Linked DNA regions of Mus musculus: region 1 is linked to region 2. Evidence: chromatin loops called from intact Hi-C (ENCODE). Cell type or tissue: heart. All regions are shown on one strand. Each heading gives the region's core, and the rest is flanking DNA. Links, peaks and the distances in the headings are about the cores only. Region 1 overlaps Shroom3 (shroom family member 3). Region 2 overlaps Shroom3 (shroom family member 3).

Region 1 (8,338 bases), core at 31-8,030, 160 kb after region 2:
TGCTCTGTGTTGCCAGAAAGACCTAAAACTTCCTCGCCGTAGGGGTAGGGTGTATTCCCCTCTCTAATCCTTTGGCATTATCTCCCAGCCCCCACCCACCCAATCCTCGCGTTGCAGAGGAATTGTATGCACAGACTCATGACACTTTGCTTTCTGCTGTGGGCTATCGTGGTGCATGGGCTTCCAGAGACCCTTTAAAGGCTACTGGAATTAAGTTCCCAAAAGAAAACATCTTCGATATATGGCCAATCTTTTCTCCAAGTAATTTCGCCAGAAGCTGGCCTAGGCTTCATTTAATTTCAGTGATTCTTTTAAATAAGTACGCTTCCCCTATCGCTTTGGTTTCTCTCGAGATCACGTAAATCGTTTCCTCTTTTAAAATTTCTTTTTTTTTTTCTTTTCTGATTTTAAAAGGGTTATGTGATTGTGGTGGGAAAGGATATATAGAAGAGAGAAAAAAATACACATAATAATGTGTATTTGTATCCTAAGACCTGGTTTTTCATAGCTGCCTAATCAATTGAGAACTTAAGAGCTGTAGACATTCCCCCCCCCCATTCCTAATTTGTTTTAGAAAAACAAAAAGTAGGAATTAATGAGGAAATAAATTTACTTAAAATGCTATAACTAACAATAACCAACTCACATGGTTCCCAGGTTGAAATGGAGTTTATTGTGGTAATTTCTCTTGAATCAACTTTCCACATCTGCCCCTGGCAAATGGCTTCTGTTTGTACAGCCTGTTTTGTAAACACACCCCTTTACCATGACGGCAGAATGCCAAACACATATCCCTCTCCAGCACTTGTAGGTAGGCTCATAAAGTTAATATTTTTATTGGTTTCTACATCAGAGCTTCCTTACCAGACCTTTGATAAAACCCTGGAGAAGGTTTCCAAGGGATGCTGTAGAGAATTTACTTCCCTGGAGACTTTAAGAATAGGATAAACATCCAGCTGCCTAGGACGGCTTCAGTGTAGCAGGCTGAATAAGATGGGTCACCTCTCCCAACCTCAGAGCTGAAGGATCCTAAGCAAATTCCCATTTGCAGTGAACTGGGAACAAAGGACAGCGAGATTACTAAAAGAAAAAAAAATACCTGAGCCTAGCTGAGGTGAAGCCCCGTTTTGTGAGAAACACAAACGTGTTTTGCTGAGAATGATTTTAGATTATGTTTTGACTTACCAAGTCTTTTCTGTACTGTACAGAAAATCCACCAGTGGTTTCATTCCGTTTCAGGAAGTTGTAGGTTGAATACAGAGGCAATTCTGTGATTTCAAGTAAAGGAATTGTTTTATGGGTAAGAAAAGATTCCCCTTAAATGTAGGAAGGGTGGGGTGACATTCTGGGTAGTAAACTTCTAAGAAGGAAAACATTCTAAGGAGCCTGAAAAACGTTCTTCTCCTGCTTCAGCCTTCCTTCCTCATGGCTCTTATCCCGGCTCCCATCGCTGCTAATCTGTGCGGGCCTCGGATCCTGGACTCGAGCCCCCTCCTCCCTCAGCTTCCGCAGTGGCTGGGAAGGAGTCTGGATGAACACCACTGTGCTGGCCTTACACTCTTCCTTTTGAACTCACTGTTAGTCTCAATATGAGTTACATCTGGCTACAGTTTTCGAATCACCAGTTCTTAACTGATATGTAAAAGTTGTACACACTTATGGGATGGGGTGGGATACTTTGTGTGATACATATTAAATAATGTTCAAATTGGGTCAGAAATTATCATTCCCCTGTAAGTTAAGGTTTTCAAATACCTCTGTTTCCTTCTCAAAATGTATCTCTGCTTTGTACGCTCACTCAGAGCTCATGCGTGGTACCTTAGGCAGAACCGAGTGGGCACTGGGCACGTAAGGAGGGTTGGAGGACCCCTGGTGGTGCCTCTGCTGTGTTGGTTCCTTCCAGAAGGTAGAATTTCACAGATTGCTCTTCCAGTTGCTTGCCTGCTTGACAGAAGGGTGTAATTCTAACCACAGTGTGACCTCAGCTTCAGAGACACCTTCCTCCCTTTCCTGAGTATCACTTGACCAGGAGCTGTCGCTTTCTTTCCTGGAAGGTCACAGGGGGCCTCATGGTCTAGGGGAGGTTAAGTCTCTGACCAGACAGTGCCTCTTGGATGAGCAGCACGCTCCCCCCCCCTCCCCAGACTTCAGTTTATTGTCGTTTGTTTTCCCCTGCACGCCCCAAGTTATTTTTCTTAGGCTATCATAACACCAAACAAGAAAAAAGAACAACGGCCATTTATTTATCTAGCAAACATTTACCGTGTGGGAGGCATTCTAGAAACTTGGGTTGGGTTCCCTGCCTTCAGGGAACTCACCATATTTGAGAAATAAAACATGTTAATAAGTTACTGCCATCCTATGGGAGTAGAGTTCAGGGGTTAAGAACATAAGTTTGTTGTAAAGTTAAATATATACCAACCTGTCACCCAACATATGCATGCCCAGGTATTTAGACAGGATAGATGAAAAACAAATGTCTATTAAAAAAAAAAGACTTGTTTAGAGTATCCATAGCAACTTTATTCACAAATGTCACAACAAACCGAATTGACATAAACTGGAAATAATCACTCATTCATGAACAAGAAAACAGATAAACAGACTGTGATACACCTGTGTAATGGAATACTACTCAGTCAACAAAAATGAGTTTCCAATACTCAAACCTTGATGAATCTCAGAAGCTTTGGTTTAATTAAAAGGAGTCAGATTAAAAAAAAGGATACATAGCCATTTATTTACATACTGTGCAGTGGATTGGAATCTGGGCATTTCACATCCAGACAGACACTCTACCCGTGAGCTATGTCATTAGTCCTAACCATTCAACTTAGGGACTAACCAGTGACAGCAGAAGTCAGTGCTTGCCCAGGAAAGGGAGTGGAATGGAAAAAGAATTTTTTGTGGTGACAGAGTTTTGTGTTCTATACTCAGTGTCACATAGGCGTTTGCAGTCACTGAACCCTGTTGAACCGAACACAACGTGAGTTAAACTAGGAAAGGAACTCCCATTCTGGGGTGACACAGAGCCAATTCCCCTCTGCTTCTGTCTTTACTTGTGTGCAACGTTACCTTGCGTGCTGGATGGTACCTACCCGTGCATCTCCTTCTCAGGTCGTGGGAGGACTGAGCTAGAGAATGGCTACGTGTTCAGCTTGGTCTGAGCTCAATACCTTGTTCGTCTTTCTGTGTACTGTGGTGAATACAGTGAGTTACTTACAGGTCTTGTTAAAGCCACTTCATTTTCTTAGGTCTGGGAAGGTTTTATGGTAACAACTGCTACCCCCGGCCCCCCCATTCCTTGTCTTTTCATTTTAGTTGAGATCTCTGTATCTGGTAGGAATTTCACCGTAAAAGTCTTTCCTGCCTGATCCAAAGGTCACAGGGCTCCACCCCTAAGCAAGATGCTATCTGGAATTGATACACAGTAGCAAAGAGAAAATTACTTTTGCAGTGTCACTGGTTCAACCACGCTCGAGGGCGCATTTCCCATGGCAGATCAAATCAAACTCCCAAGTTTGTTTGGTCTTTGTCTGTTTTTGGGGGAGGGTGTGGAGGGGGGCTTTTGTTTTGCTTTGTTATTTTTGTCTTACTGGGGTTTTTTTTTTGTTGTTGTTTGTTTGTTTTTGTTTCAAAGGAGAAAAAGAAAATGAGGCTGCATGATTGGGAGTTGGAAGGATCTAGAAGAAGTTGGGGGAGTTGATAAAATACATTGTATGATTTTTTTTTTTCCCTGTGTAGTACTGGCTGTCCTGGAACTAGCTCTATTGACCAGGCTAGCCTCAAACTCAGACATCCACCTGCCTCTGCCTTCCGAGTGCTGAGACTAAAGGTGTGTGTGTGCCACCGATGCCCAACTTGAAAAAAAAATATTTTAATAAAATGGAAAAAAAAAGTTACAGGGACTTGACTTGTCTTTAAAGCTACATCAAAGAGAGGAAGTGTCTGTCTGTTAGGCAAACTCCACTTTTGAGACTGCATTTGTGATAGTATTTCAAGGTGACTTCCTTCTGGACTGAGGCTTAAAAACCTCCTGTGGGAAGCCAGATTAAACATAGACATCTTCCATAATCTTTGTAGAGATGAAGGTGGAAAAAGAAAGTTTTAGGTCTCTGTATTAAATTTGGTACTTTTTTTTTTTTTTTAAAGAGAGAACTAGCCAGGTAGTGGTGGATACACCTTTAATCACAATACTTGGGACGCAGAGGCAGGTGGATCTCTGCGATCAAGGCTAGCCTGGTCAATAGAGTGAGTTCTAGGACAGCCAGGGCTACACAGAGGGGTGGGGGTTGGGGGGGGGAATGACTTATTTAACTTGAATTTCCAGTGAAAAATTTTTGGAAGGAAGGACAATAGTTAACCCAATAAGTTTCCATTATTTCTTTCAATTCAAGTATTTGGGAAAGATGTTATATGCTTTGCCAACTCCAGAGAGGCATTTTGTTGTTGGATTGTTTTAATTCATTTAGTAAACATTTCTCAGACATGACCCAAGAAGTCACCAGTCTCCAGGAATGCAGCAATGAATGGGTGGGCATTGTGTTCCCGGGCTTGTGGATATTCTGACCCGATGTGATCATGAACACTGTTCTGTTGGGGCCCTGTCTCAGAACCCAGAGCATTGTCTTTGGAGAGTCTAGTCTTTCATGGATTGTGTTTTGTTTCCAAAGCCTCCGGCTTAAAGGGAAGACGTAAGATTCTAGTTGTCTTTCATTGGTGTTATTTCCTCAAACACTGGATCTTAGTCTGGTTTTCTTCTATTATTCCTTACTAAAAATAGCAACAAAACAGCCTTACACAAAGGCCACTGAATGTAGAAGGTAGGTCACGGACTCTGACAACAGAAAGACCTGGGTTTGCACCTGAGCCAGGATGCCTCCTGGTAGCACAGGATCCTTCCACCCCCATTTCTGCCCATGTGAAGCAGAGATAATCATACCCAGGGAGAAGCTTTTACAGGGTAAAATGGCAACAGACATGTCAAAGTCACCAGGCCAGCCACCAGGCGGGCGGTCCTTAGCTGCTAACATTGCTGACGCTCACTTGCAGAGGCTCCAACCTCATTTGAAACTGCCACTCTTGGCCACTTTGAGCTTCCTCACACCCTTGTAAGGTGGGCACCGTTACTTCCCTTTAAAAGTGAGGAAACCCAAGGCACAGCTGAGATCAAGTAGCTTATGGAGTGCATGGAGGTGTCAGGGCTGGAGACCAATCAACCCTTTCTCTTCATTAATCAATGGAGTTCAGACGTTGACTATCTTTCCCTTTAAGGCAATACTTTGGAGAATCAGTTATCCTCAGAAGAGAGTGACACCAGTAATAGGTGACCTTTGTGTCACCCTTACGTACTGCATGCAAATGAACGGTGGTGGAGGAGAATGTGTAGTCAGACACATGCATGTGCGTGTGTGTATGTGCGCGCGCACACACAGATACATGCACTGGCACAAGTGGGCACACAGCTCACACACACACTCATGCACACACAAGCATGCATACACATGCGCGCACACACACATGCACACGCATGTGCTCACACACTCATGTACACTTACACACGCACACACACAGCGCTCTCGAGCACACACTGCTGTATGCACACACAGACACACATGCTCGCACACATACACACACACACACACACACACTTTTTTGAGACACTCTTGGTGTATAGTCCAGGCTGGCCTTGAATTCTCCATCCTCCTGTCTCATCCCGTCCAGAGCTGGAACTACAGTTGCGTTCCACCATTCCCGGCTCTGAGTGCGCTGATACTGTCCTCACACCTTGGCAGAGGAGCTCCAAGTAAATTCCAGTAAGCCAGTCCCTCAGCATGAACTGAAACCACAGGGCTTTGACCTAGACCCTGGGGCAGCTGTGGAGGGATCCCTACAGCACAGGCTAAAACAGTTTCCATCCTCCAGGAGAATGGAAGCCAAGGCATGTGTCTCTCGGCATTGCTCTGTAGGAGGAAAAGGTTCAGTAACTTTGTAAATCCAGTAAAACGAAATCCTAGTAGTAGCATGGAACCTGACTATGAAGACCCAGCAGCCAGATGCAGATACAAGTACTGCAGTCAGGGCGGAACTGTGGAGGAAGGCTGCTTACTGGCTTGCTCTCAGCGGCTCGCTCTCGGCTTGCCTTGTTATACATCCCGGCCGGGATCACCTGCCCAGCGGTGGTGCCTCCCACAGTAGGCGCCTCCCACATCCATCATTTATCAACAATATGCCCACAGACATGCCCACAGTCCAACCTGATGGAATCTGATGGAGGCAATTTCCCAGTCGAGGGTCCCTCTTCCCAGGAGATGCCAGCTTGAGTTAAGCTGACAAAAGCCAATCAGCACAGGACACTGTTACTATCTCCCGCACCCCAGCCTTCATCTCGAATGTTAAGCTGGGTACTTGGAATTACAACTGTTTCTCCTTCGTAAGGTAGAGTTCCCTAGACACCTGGAATCTCAGGGCTGCTTCAGCTACCTAAGGGGCATCTATCTGCCCGACACCAGCAGCATGTACAGGGAGCGGGCAGCTCTGACCACAGACAGGAGCTTCCTGGTGAAGGGAGGGCCCTTTGCAAAGTGTGGTCCGTGGCTCTGTATTGGTGGAAACGTCACCGTGTACCTTCTCCGGGGTTCCAAACTGACTGTATTATCTCAGTAGTCGATAGGCATTTTAGGACACTACACACTGAATAGGGGAAAAAAATGTTAAAGAGGGCCCTACAAGATTAGCACCCTCAGGCTGCCCTGCCGCCCTTGAGGCCTTTGGGGCTTGACTGTGGGCAGGCCCTGACTAAGCCTCAGTCTCACAACAGTAGGCTTGGCTGTTGGGAGACCGCAAGACTGAAGTCCCTCTCAGCCTCTTCACTGTCGCCTCCAGTCTTTTCCTCCAACATTCAGGCCTTTGTGTTGGTTCCCATGGTTACCCCTTCCCTACCAGCAGCTGGAATGTGTGGTGAGAGGAGGCTGTCTCCCCTACAGAGCCAGGGCCGGCCAGGGCGGAGGCCAGTGATGCACAGCTGGATTCGTGAAGTGGGGTCACAGCCCAGTACCTCCCCTTTGTCCTGGATTCTGTACTTTTCCCAGGCTTGACACGTCAGGGTTGCAGCAGGAGGAGACCCTCGGGCTGACAGACAGCTAGCTCCCAGGGTATTTCCTGCCCCAGCCTGGCCTGGCTGACTGTCGGTACCCTGTCTTCTAAGGCAACTCCCTCTTGTGTGCTAATGCCTAGTGTGTGGAAGGCCCCGTTTCTGCCCAGCCAGGCTAATGATCATAGGCCTCCCTACCTGCTCTCCTGTGCACTTTTATATCCCAAAACTGACTGTCTGGTTGGTACTGATGGGGCCAGGACCTGGTACCCAAGACAGGTGTTGCTTCCAGCCTGGAAGAAGACCAGGCAGGTCCCAGAAACCCAGGAGAGTGTGGCAACTGGCAGTCACAGATGGGAACAGAACTAGTGCAGTTTGTCCCTGAGCTTTCTTGGAACACTGGAAGCTTCCTCAGTCTCTCGTCACCTGGCACCATTTGTGTCTTCGGGTGGAGGTTAAGTTGCTGGTGGTGAGGGAAGGGAAGAAAGTCAGAAATCACCCACATCAGCTCTGCCAGAGGAGTCCGAAGGCTCTTCTAGAGCAGCGGTTCTCAACCTTCGTAATGCTGCGACCCTTTAATACAGTGGTGGTGACCTGCAATCATATAATTATTTCATTGCTACTTCATAACTGTCATTTTGCTACTGTTATGAGTCATAAGATAAATATCAGGATACAGGATATCTGACATGGGGACCTCTGTGACCTCAGGAGTCATTTGACCCCAAAAGGGGTTGTGACTCCTGGGTTGAGAACTACTGATGTAGCATAAGACAGTGCTTTTTAAGGGAACTTTCTGCCCTATAGGTCCCTAAGGAAGCCTATAGGGCAGTGGCCCAATGGGAAAAGGTAGTTAAGGCATCCTTGGGGGCTTGCTGTAGCTTAGGCTCTGTATTTTACCATCTCTTTGTGATCCTAAATACGTTAAGTACCCCGTGTTTCAGTCGCCTGCAACACTCCCTAGATCATTGCAAAGATTAAATTTGCTAGGTAAAAAGACTTTGTAGAACATACAGCAGCACTCAGGTGCCAGTTGTAATATTTTCAAGTGGTACTTTGAGAATTGCTGGACCAGACCGAGGCCACAGATTCATCTGTCCTGCTGTGTGTTATGTGGGCCAAATGTCCCTTATTAGAAATGACTGGGGGGGAGCGGGGAGGGCAGTTGGAGAGATGGCTGTCCTACCAGAGGTCCTGAGTTCAATTCCCAGCAACCACATGGTGGCTCACAAGCATTGTAATGGG
Region 2 (8,338 bases), core at 34-8,033:
AAGACTTAGCAAGGGGGAGATCAGGCAGTCGTTAATGGAAAGCAGAGGGTTATAGGAAAATTTTTGGTTTTATCTGAAGAGAGACTTTGGTGTATACCCAGGAGAAGGATTCATCCGAGGGTTGGAATGGTCACCAGGGAGCAGCAGTGATGGGTGAAGCAAGTCCTAGGGCACACAGGACTCCACTAAGTGGGAAGAGCCTCGTCGTCATGGAGATGATGAGGCAGGACCTACACAATAAAAGAGAGAGGGAACCTTGGACATTTTCAGGCCATGGTGAGAGCCAAGGGAGAGACAGGCATCAGCCAGGCAAGGCAAAATCCAGGGAAGTCTGCTTGTGAAGGACAGGAACAGAGACATGAGTTAGCTTTCCAAAAGGATGCCAAAACACAGGCACACCAGAGGGAATTCTCATGCCCAAAAGGGTCATCAATGGCTGGAATGTGCAGAGAGCGGACCATAGCCTTATTGACTCTCTGGACTGGAATCCTAACATAATTAATGAAACAGTACTCCCTGCTCCATACACCTGTGTGGGAGGGTGTTTGGTTTCAGCACCAACCCTTTCAAGAGCAGCTTCTATAACTTCATGGCCAGAACTCCAGGGAAACAGATGTTCATGCCATTCATCGTTCCTGGGCACATGGACAGTTCCTGAGAGCTTGGGTTTGGGTGGGGGGGGCATCTCTTCCCCATACCTCGGTGTGAGACCGGCCCTCCACAGGCTCTGGCTGTGGAATTTAACCTGCATGGAGGCTTCTAGAAACAGTGGTCCAAAGATGGACATACCTGAATTCAGGCAGAAACCGTTTCCTCTGTCACTGGCTTCTTTCCCCACCTCCTAGTTCTGTTTTACAGGTGAGAATGCTATTAATATCTGCTCTGTGTTATTCCCCAGCCTCCCTCCTTCCAGATGAGCCCAGCATCTCAGCCCAGTACACATCTAGCCTGATAGAGTCAGGGGTACAGTAACTGCTAATCCTGGCCCTGGCTGGACAATGATGGAAACCTGGGCACAGCTGACAGGAAATAATTAGTTGGTCCATGTGGAAGGGTCTAAGCCACAGAAGTTTGCAGCATCCAGATTGAGTTTTAGGGCTGACAATGTAGTAAGGTTAGTAAAGTATTTGTGTCACATACATGATGCCTTGGGTTTCTCTCTAGCACCAGATAAACAGAGAACAGTGGCACATGCCTCTAATCCCAGCACTTGGTAAGCAAAGGAGGGGAGATCAGAAATGCAGAGTCATCCTAGCCTATATTCCAAGTTTGAGGCCAGCCTGGAATACATGAGACCTTGTATCAGAAAATAAAATATAATTGAAATGTAAAACTAATTGTGATATAGAATGTTGGGCATGATACTACCAGCGATCTGGTGTGCCTTTTACCTGATGGCTCAATCTTACATAATTATAGAACAATATCAAAGCCAAGGATTTGATGCTGGTATGATGTACACATGTAGTTCCATGTAGCACAGCCAGGACACAAAACTGTTACATATAGTAAATGTCTCCCTTGCACTATAGTTGTACAATCTACCCACCCCTTATCGTCCCCATCCCTAACCCCTGACCACCATGTTGTGTCTTCTATTTCTAATTTTGTCATTTAAAAAATGTTATACAAATATTCCCTTAAATTTCTGAGTAATAAATATTTCATGGTTTGAATGTTCAACAGTTTGTTTGACCATTTAACTTTTGAGGGATATCTTGGCAGTTTACAGCTTGTGCTATTACTATTATTACTACTATTACTATTACAAACTGATGGGAGGCATAAACAGATCATTACGTGTGCATGAATTTCCATCTCTCTGACTTAATTCTCCGGGAGAACATTTGCTGGATCATAGGATAAGTATATGTTTGATTTTCAAAGAAGCTACTAAACTATTTCCAGAGTGACTGATGATCACATTTTAGGTTTCTCCCATATTTGCCAGAATTTGATAAAACTTTTATTTTAATTATTTTAGCAGCTGTGTAATGACACCGCAGTGTGGTTTTAATTTGCATTTCCCTAATGACCAATGATGTTGAATATGTTTTTATGTATTTACGATAAGTCCTTCACATCTTTTGCCTATTTTCTAATGGGATTGTTTTCTTTTTAGGATTTTTATTTTTTATGTATATGGGTGCTTTGTTTGCCTGTGAACCATGTGCATGTCTGGTACCTAAGGAGCCATAAGAGGGTGTCAGATACCTTGTCAGATAACTGGGGTTACCAATGGCTGTGAGCTGTCGTATGATGCTAGGAATCAAACCCAGGTCCTCTAGAAAAGCAGCCAGCTTGTGTGTTCATATGTTTGTTTGTTTGCTTGTGTGTTTTTAGGCAGGGTCTCTATAAATAGCCTTGGCTGCCCTGAAATCCACTCTGTAAACCAGGCTGTCCTGGAACTCACAGAGATCTACCTGCAACTGCCTCCCAAGTGCTGAGATAAAAGGCGTGTGCCACCACGCTGGGTTAAGAGCAACTAGTGCTTTTAACTGAGCACCTCTGATTCTTCTCTTAAAGCAGTTTGCAAATTGTTTTGTCTGAGATAAAGTCTTACCGTGTAGCCCTGGCTGGCCTTGAACTTGCTGTATAGCCCAAGTGGACCTCAAAATCAGCTGCTGCCTTGGTCTCGGGAGTGCGCTGGGGCTATGGGCATGTTCCAGCTCCAAGTTCTTTGTGCAGTATCCTTCAGAGCACTGTCAGTTGTGGATTCCAAGGCCATCATTGCTTCCACATGGACATCAGCCCAATCTTTCATTACTCAGCACAGCCACACCTTCCCCGTAGCACAGTGCAGATGGTTTTTCTGACTCTCTGCTTCCTCAGCCATTTCCTGACCCCCAGAATCAGCCTAGATTTTGTGTCTAAGCTTCTTCTTGACCTCAGGATATGTTGTGGACTGCATGAAAGGTTTAGAAATTAGACATCTTTCCCTGGACCCACATGTATTGTGAAAATATAGAAGCTAGGTAGTTGCTGTGCATTCCCCACCCTCACCCCTGCCTCTAGTGTACCAACCAGTGTGATGTGTCTCTTATCCTGAACAAATGGGAAAGTCGGTGTGGTAGTCTGAATGAAAATGGCATCTATAAGCTCATTTATTATTTGAATACTCAGTCCCAAGTTGGTGGAACTATTTGGGAAGGATTAGGAAGTGTGGCCATATTGGAGGAGGTGTGTCCCTGGGGGTGGGCTTTGAGGTTTCAAAGGCCCATGCCATTTCCCGTTAGCTCCCTCTGCCTCATTTTTATGGCTAGGCATGTAAGCTTTCAGCTACTGTTCCTGTACCATGCCTGCCTGCCTGATGCTGTACTCCTTACATCAAGGCCATGGACTCACGCTCTGGGTGGGGCTGTAAGCCCTCACAAGCTGTTTCTTTTTCAAGTTGTCTTGGTCATGTTGCCTTATCACATATTAAAAAAAAAAAAAGTAACTAATACAGTAGTGGACTCTGGAAACAGGACCCTCTGAAAAATCCTGGTCTCCTTTGAACGTCACCAGTTTGCAGCAGTAGATGGCAAGGAAATATGGAAATGTGGGCGAGCCAGCCACAGGAGGAAGTATTAGGTGTACTACCCACCAGGACAATAGCCTTCACTTGGCAGTCAGTGTTTCTGGAAGGTTATTTTTAACTGCCACATCATAAAGTAAACGTTTGCCCTTGATAAGTGCCCTCCCTGTTCACTGGCTTGTTCTAAACTCTGGTCAGAGAGATTACCGGAAGAGCCCAGGAGTGATAGGAAAGGGGAGTCTGGGTGAGGGCTGCCAGCTGAGATATCCTTGACAGAGCAAACAATCAACCTGCCCTGTGTGCTAGAGCTTGCGTCACCTGGTCATGAGGGGCAGTGGAATTTGTGGAATGGATTGTCCTCTTGTGGTCACCCAATATCCCCGAATAATAGGAGCACACATTCTTAGTTTTATGTAAGAGCTAATAAGGACTGCTCTGCCCAGCTGAGCAGAGGCAGGGATGGCAGCAGATGCCAGCCTACATGCCTTTCTATCCTTGCTTTCTCCTTCCGCTCTCTCTTAACCCCAAGGAAGAAAAAAATGAGGATGGAAAGAGGAGAAAAGACAGACCCACTGTACAGGGGTCATTAGAAGTGTGACACAGCTGTTGGCAGATAAATATGGAGAATGGAAATACAAAAGACTGGGTTTCTCACTTATTAGAATGTCCCTTCCCTCCCTACCCCTCCCTCCATTCTTCCCTCCCGTTCTTATTTTATTCTTACATTCTTATATTCTTATATTCATTATATCCCCAGCTGGCCTCAAACTCCCTGTGTAACTAAGGATGCTATTTTCAATGTCTGACCTTCCAGCCTCTCCCTCCAGGGTGCTGGGATTACATGTGTATGCTACCGTACCTGCTTTATGAGGTGTTGGGCATGGAACCCTAGGTTTTCAGGCATGCTGGCCAAGCAGTCAACCAGCTGAGTTCATCCCGCGTCCAGAACTTTCCTTTTGTTTCACTGTTGAATTTCCTCAGTGACTACCTTCCTACAACAAAGGACTGAGGGATGATGTAACTATTATAAGCTGAGATCATCTGTTTAGATTTAGGAACTGAGAAAATTGCCTTCTCCAAATATAACATTTGAAGGTTGTTGTTGTTTTTTTCCTCCCCTACATATAATTAAAAATCAACTTCAGCTGGGTGAGACAATATAAGACCTTGATAATTCTGCTCTAAACAGTTCAGAAGTGAAAAAGTCAGGGTTGCAAATTTCCAGACATGCTTTGCTTTGTATGGCTTCAAATTTTTTTATTTACTTATTTTCTTATTTAATATATATTGGTGTTTTGGCTGCACATTTGTCTGTGTGATGGTGCTAGAAGCCCTGGTACTGGAGTTACAGACAGGTGTGAGCTGCTGTGTGGATGCTGGGAATTGAACCCGGGTCCTTTGGAAGGGCAATTGGTGTGCTTGACAGCTGGGCCATCTCTCCAGCCCATGTGGTATCAATTTCTATCTGAGGCCGGCTCCAGTGTTTCAGAATTCATCTCCCCAAAGCAGCTCTTTCTTCCTACAACTCCTGAAGAGGGTCCACAGGGCTGTCTACAGGGCCCAGGAGTGGTTGAGCAGACAGGGGGTTGTCAAGGGCTGCTTGGCCCAGGCTTGCCTTTCAGAGTTGATTCCAGCAGCAGGGTGGTGGGATTAATTGCTCTGTGGATTTAAACGCCATGAGTGTTTGCAATGAAGGATTTGAGGACAGACAAGGGGGCAACAACTGAAATGTTATCACTGCATCTTCTAAAAGGTTAGTCCTACCTTCTGAACTGAAGATAAAGTTTGCTTAAGAGAGAATTTAACTCATTCTGAAACGTGAGGCAAAAACATCCGAGTAACGATAAACTAATTTATACCAAAATGTGTGAACCCAGGCAGGAATAAAGTTGCACAATGCCAAGTGTCAGGTGAGCTAAGAAGTCATTTTATTTCCCTGCAATTGAATTAAATTTACTCATAAGCCCTAACTTCTGCTTATTAACAGAAAACTTTGTCTTTTCTGATTGAAGATAAATTCACTTACTTCTTGCTTAAAACTCTATCTTTTATGAGTTCTTAGTCCATTCAGAATATTCCTTTTCTTGCCATTCATGGTTCTGCAGCTTCCCATGTAAGATTGCAACACCAGAGGCTATGAAGTCCCCCTGTGCGGACATGTCTTGTAACATAGCTTTCACTTTGGATTCTGCCCCACGTTCCACCCCCCAGCTAATGCTCACAGTCTCACCCAGCTTTCTGCTCCTAGTCTACAATTTGTCAGAGCATTTCCAACCTTCTGGCATTTTCTTAGCCAAACTCTCGCTCAAATGGACAAGGAGGATGTGGGGAGCCATGAAGAGACCACAGGGGCTCTTCCATCGGATGCGTGGGCATGGGAGAAGCATGAGATGGAATTATCTATCTGGTGCACTCTCCATGAACACGCCTGTGACTATTGTTACTCTAACAGAAACTCATATTGACCTACAGATCTCTGGGGATATTTCCTTACAGAATTTCCAGTGGGGAGCTGAGGCCCGAGTCTTATTCTGAGATTCCCCAAACCAACTGAAGTTTCCGTTGCTTGCATCCCTGGGGTTTTTTACCTGGAAGCAGCTGCCACCCTGACTCTTTACTCTCCTTCATTATTCATTATTCCGTCTCCAGCACCCTGGGGTCTCCTTGTTTTCTCTACTCAAGGGTTCCCTACAGACAAAGTGATATAAGGATATTTAAGGCTACGATGGATATTTAAGCCTAAATTTTGATGGAGACCCTAGGGTATTGAGTGTCTCCTAAGTCAGTTCAAGGCACCAAGCCCACGTGTACTGCAGGTGGCCGGCTTTTCTTTTTCCTAATTTTGTGTGTGTGATTTTGTTTTGTTTTGTTTTGTTTTGTTTTGTTTTGTGAGGCAGTGTTCCTCCTTGTAGCCCTGACTGTCCTGGAACCCACTGTGTAGACCAGTCTGGCCTCAAGGAACTCGTAGAGATTTTCTACCTCTGCCTCCAGGGTGCTGGGATTGAAGGTTTGAGCCACCACATCCAAGTGAAGTTCTCATTTGTAACGGTGAAAAGAAGACATAGGTTTGTAGGTTATCTCATTGCTGGAGTATTTGTATAACATGTTTTTTAAGTTTCTGCCTCAGCCCTTATTAAAATAAAAGTGAGGACGAGAAAGGCCCTGTCTGTAAGTAGTATTGCTTGCAGGACAAACCAGAAGGCATTTGGAAAAAACTCTGGTGGCTTCTGTGGTTTCTTACGTGGTGCAGACTGACACAGGGTAAAGTCTAGCTACACACTTGGAGGCTGTCAAGTCACAGCTCTTATCCATTTCTCTCTTCCTATGTCATCAGCTTCATGAACATCCTGCAAGTTATGGTTGTAGCATTAGGCTACATCGGCTTCTAGAAGGTCAGTGGACAGCACAGCCTGACTTCATCCTTCAGGCTGTATCTCGTCTTCATAGGCTTGTAACCCCAGTTCAGGGCTTTCCTTAGCCAACTCCCACCAAACAGGAGGAAGATGTGTGTGTGTGGCTGCCTTCAGTCTCTGCTGTTGTCTTTTATAGGCAGGCAATGTGCCTGCTGTTCTAGAAGAAGAAGCTACAAACACCAGGTAGAGAGTGTAACTGGAGAAGAGATCCAGGGAGAGAGTTTGTCTCTGGGTAAAGCCTCGTGAGCTTTCCGACTCAAGTTCATGCAGGATTCCATGGAACTGAGTGTGGAGCATCCAGGAGCAGATTGACAAGTGCCCCAGCGTAAAAGTGCCTCCCTGTGCTGTCACATGAACAGTGCTCTGGGGACCTGGCACTGAGCATGTAGTGTTTAGGGGAAGTAGACTCAGACATATAAGAGCAGGAAATTTGCTGAGGCATGTACTTGCTCTCTCATGTTGATATGGACACTGTGACACCGTTTCCTGAGTTGTGACCAATAGCAATAATGTTTGCTTAACTTTGCAATTTCTGATTTCAGTATTCTGAATGTAACATATGTTGGATTTTTTAAAACAATGGCAGTATAGGATTTTCTCTATTATATATAATAGATAGATAGGTAGATAGATAGATAGATAGATAGATAGATAGATAGATAGATAGATAGATTTGGTTTTTAGAAACAAGGTTTTTCTGTGTAGTTCTGGCTGTTCTGGAACTCTCTCTGTACACCAAGCTGTCCTTGAATTCACAGAGATCTACTTGCCTCGAATTCCTGAATGTTGGGATTAAAGGTATATGCCACCACTGCCTGGCTACAGGATTATTATTAAAACATTATCCAAAAAGTGACCCTGAAATAATTTTGGGGGAACATTTGAAAATTCAATCCTAAGATATAATTCAGTAGTCGGATATGGATTTAACAGATTTGTATTTGTAAGACCCAGCTCAATATCTTTTTTTTTTTTTTTTTTGGTTTTTTTTTTGAGACAGGGTTTCTCTGTGTAGCCCTGGCTGTCCTGGAACTCACTTTGTAGACCAGGCTGGCCTCGAACTCAGAAATCCACCTGCCTCTGCCTCCCAAGTGCTGGGATTAAAGGCGTGCGCCACCAACACCCGGCCCCAGCTCAATATCTTGCATCAAAAAAGCAAACAAACTAATACAGCCAGGAGAACGCTTGTGATTCTAGCTACTTGGGAGGGTGAGATGGTTTGGGAGTTCAAAATCAGTCTGGGAAGCATAGAAAGAGATTTTATCTGAGTTCGAGGCCAGCCTGGTCTACAAAGTGAGTTCCAGGACAGCCAGGGCTACACAGAGAAACCCTGTCTCGGAAAACCAATAAACAAATATATATATATATATATATATATATATATATATATATATAGAGAGAGAGAGAG

What was found. A loop is a pair of places that touch in the nucleus more often than their neighbours do. Peaks named below come from ENCODE experiments on the same cell type or tissue, not always from the same donor. Only the 100,000 strongest peaks of a DNase experiment are listed, where the experiment ranks them.
Region 1: it touches region 2 in a loop (1.9-fold over the local background); 4 of 42 quality-filtered maps call a loop at or near these places.

The regions. Positions count from the first base shown.
Region 1 is chr5:92,898,747-92,907,084 of GRCm38, forward strand. All of the region lies in intron 2 of Shroom3 (shroom family member 3), which reads left to right. Among named protein-coding and RNA genes, the nearest start is that of Gm36764, 110 kb to the right of the region's middle. In heart, for the core only: no CTCF peak of the experiment used is centred there; no DNase peak of the experiment used is centred there; H3K4me3 peaks cover 2,866 bases; H3K27ac peaks cover 6,053 bases.
Region 2 is chr5:92,742,259-92,750,596 of GRCm38, forward strand. All of the region lies in intron 1 of Shroom3 (shroom family member 3), which reads left to right. Among named protein-coding and RNA genes, the nearest start is that of Mir1961, 42 kb to the right of the region's middle. In heart, for the core only: no CTCF peak of the experiment used is centred there; a DNase peak (open chromatin) is centred at 3,783; H3K27ac peaks cover 3,060 bases.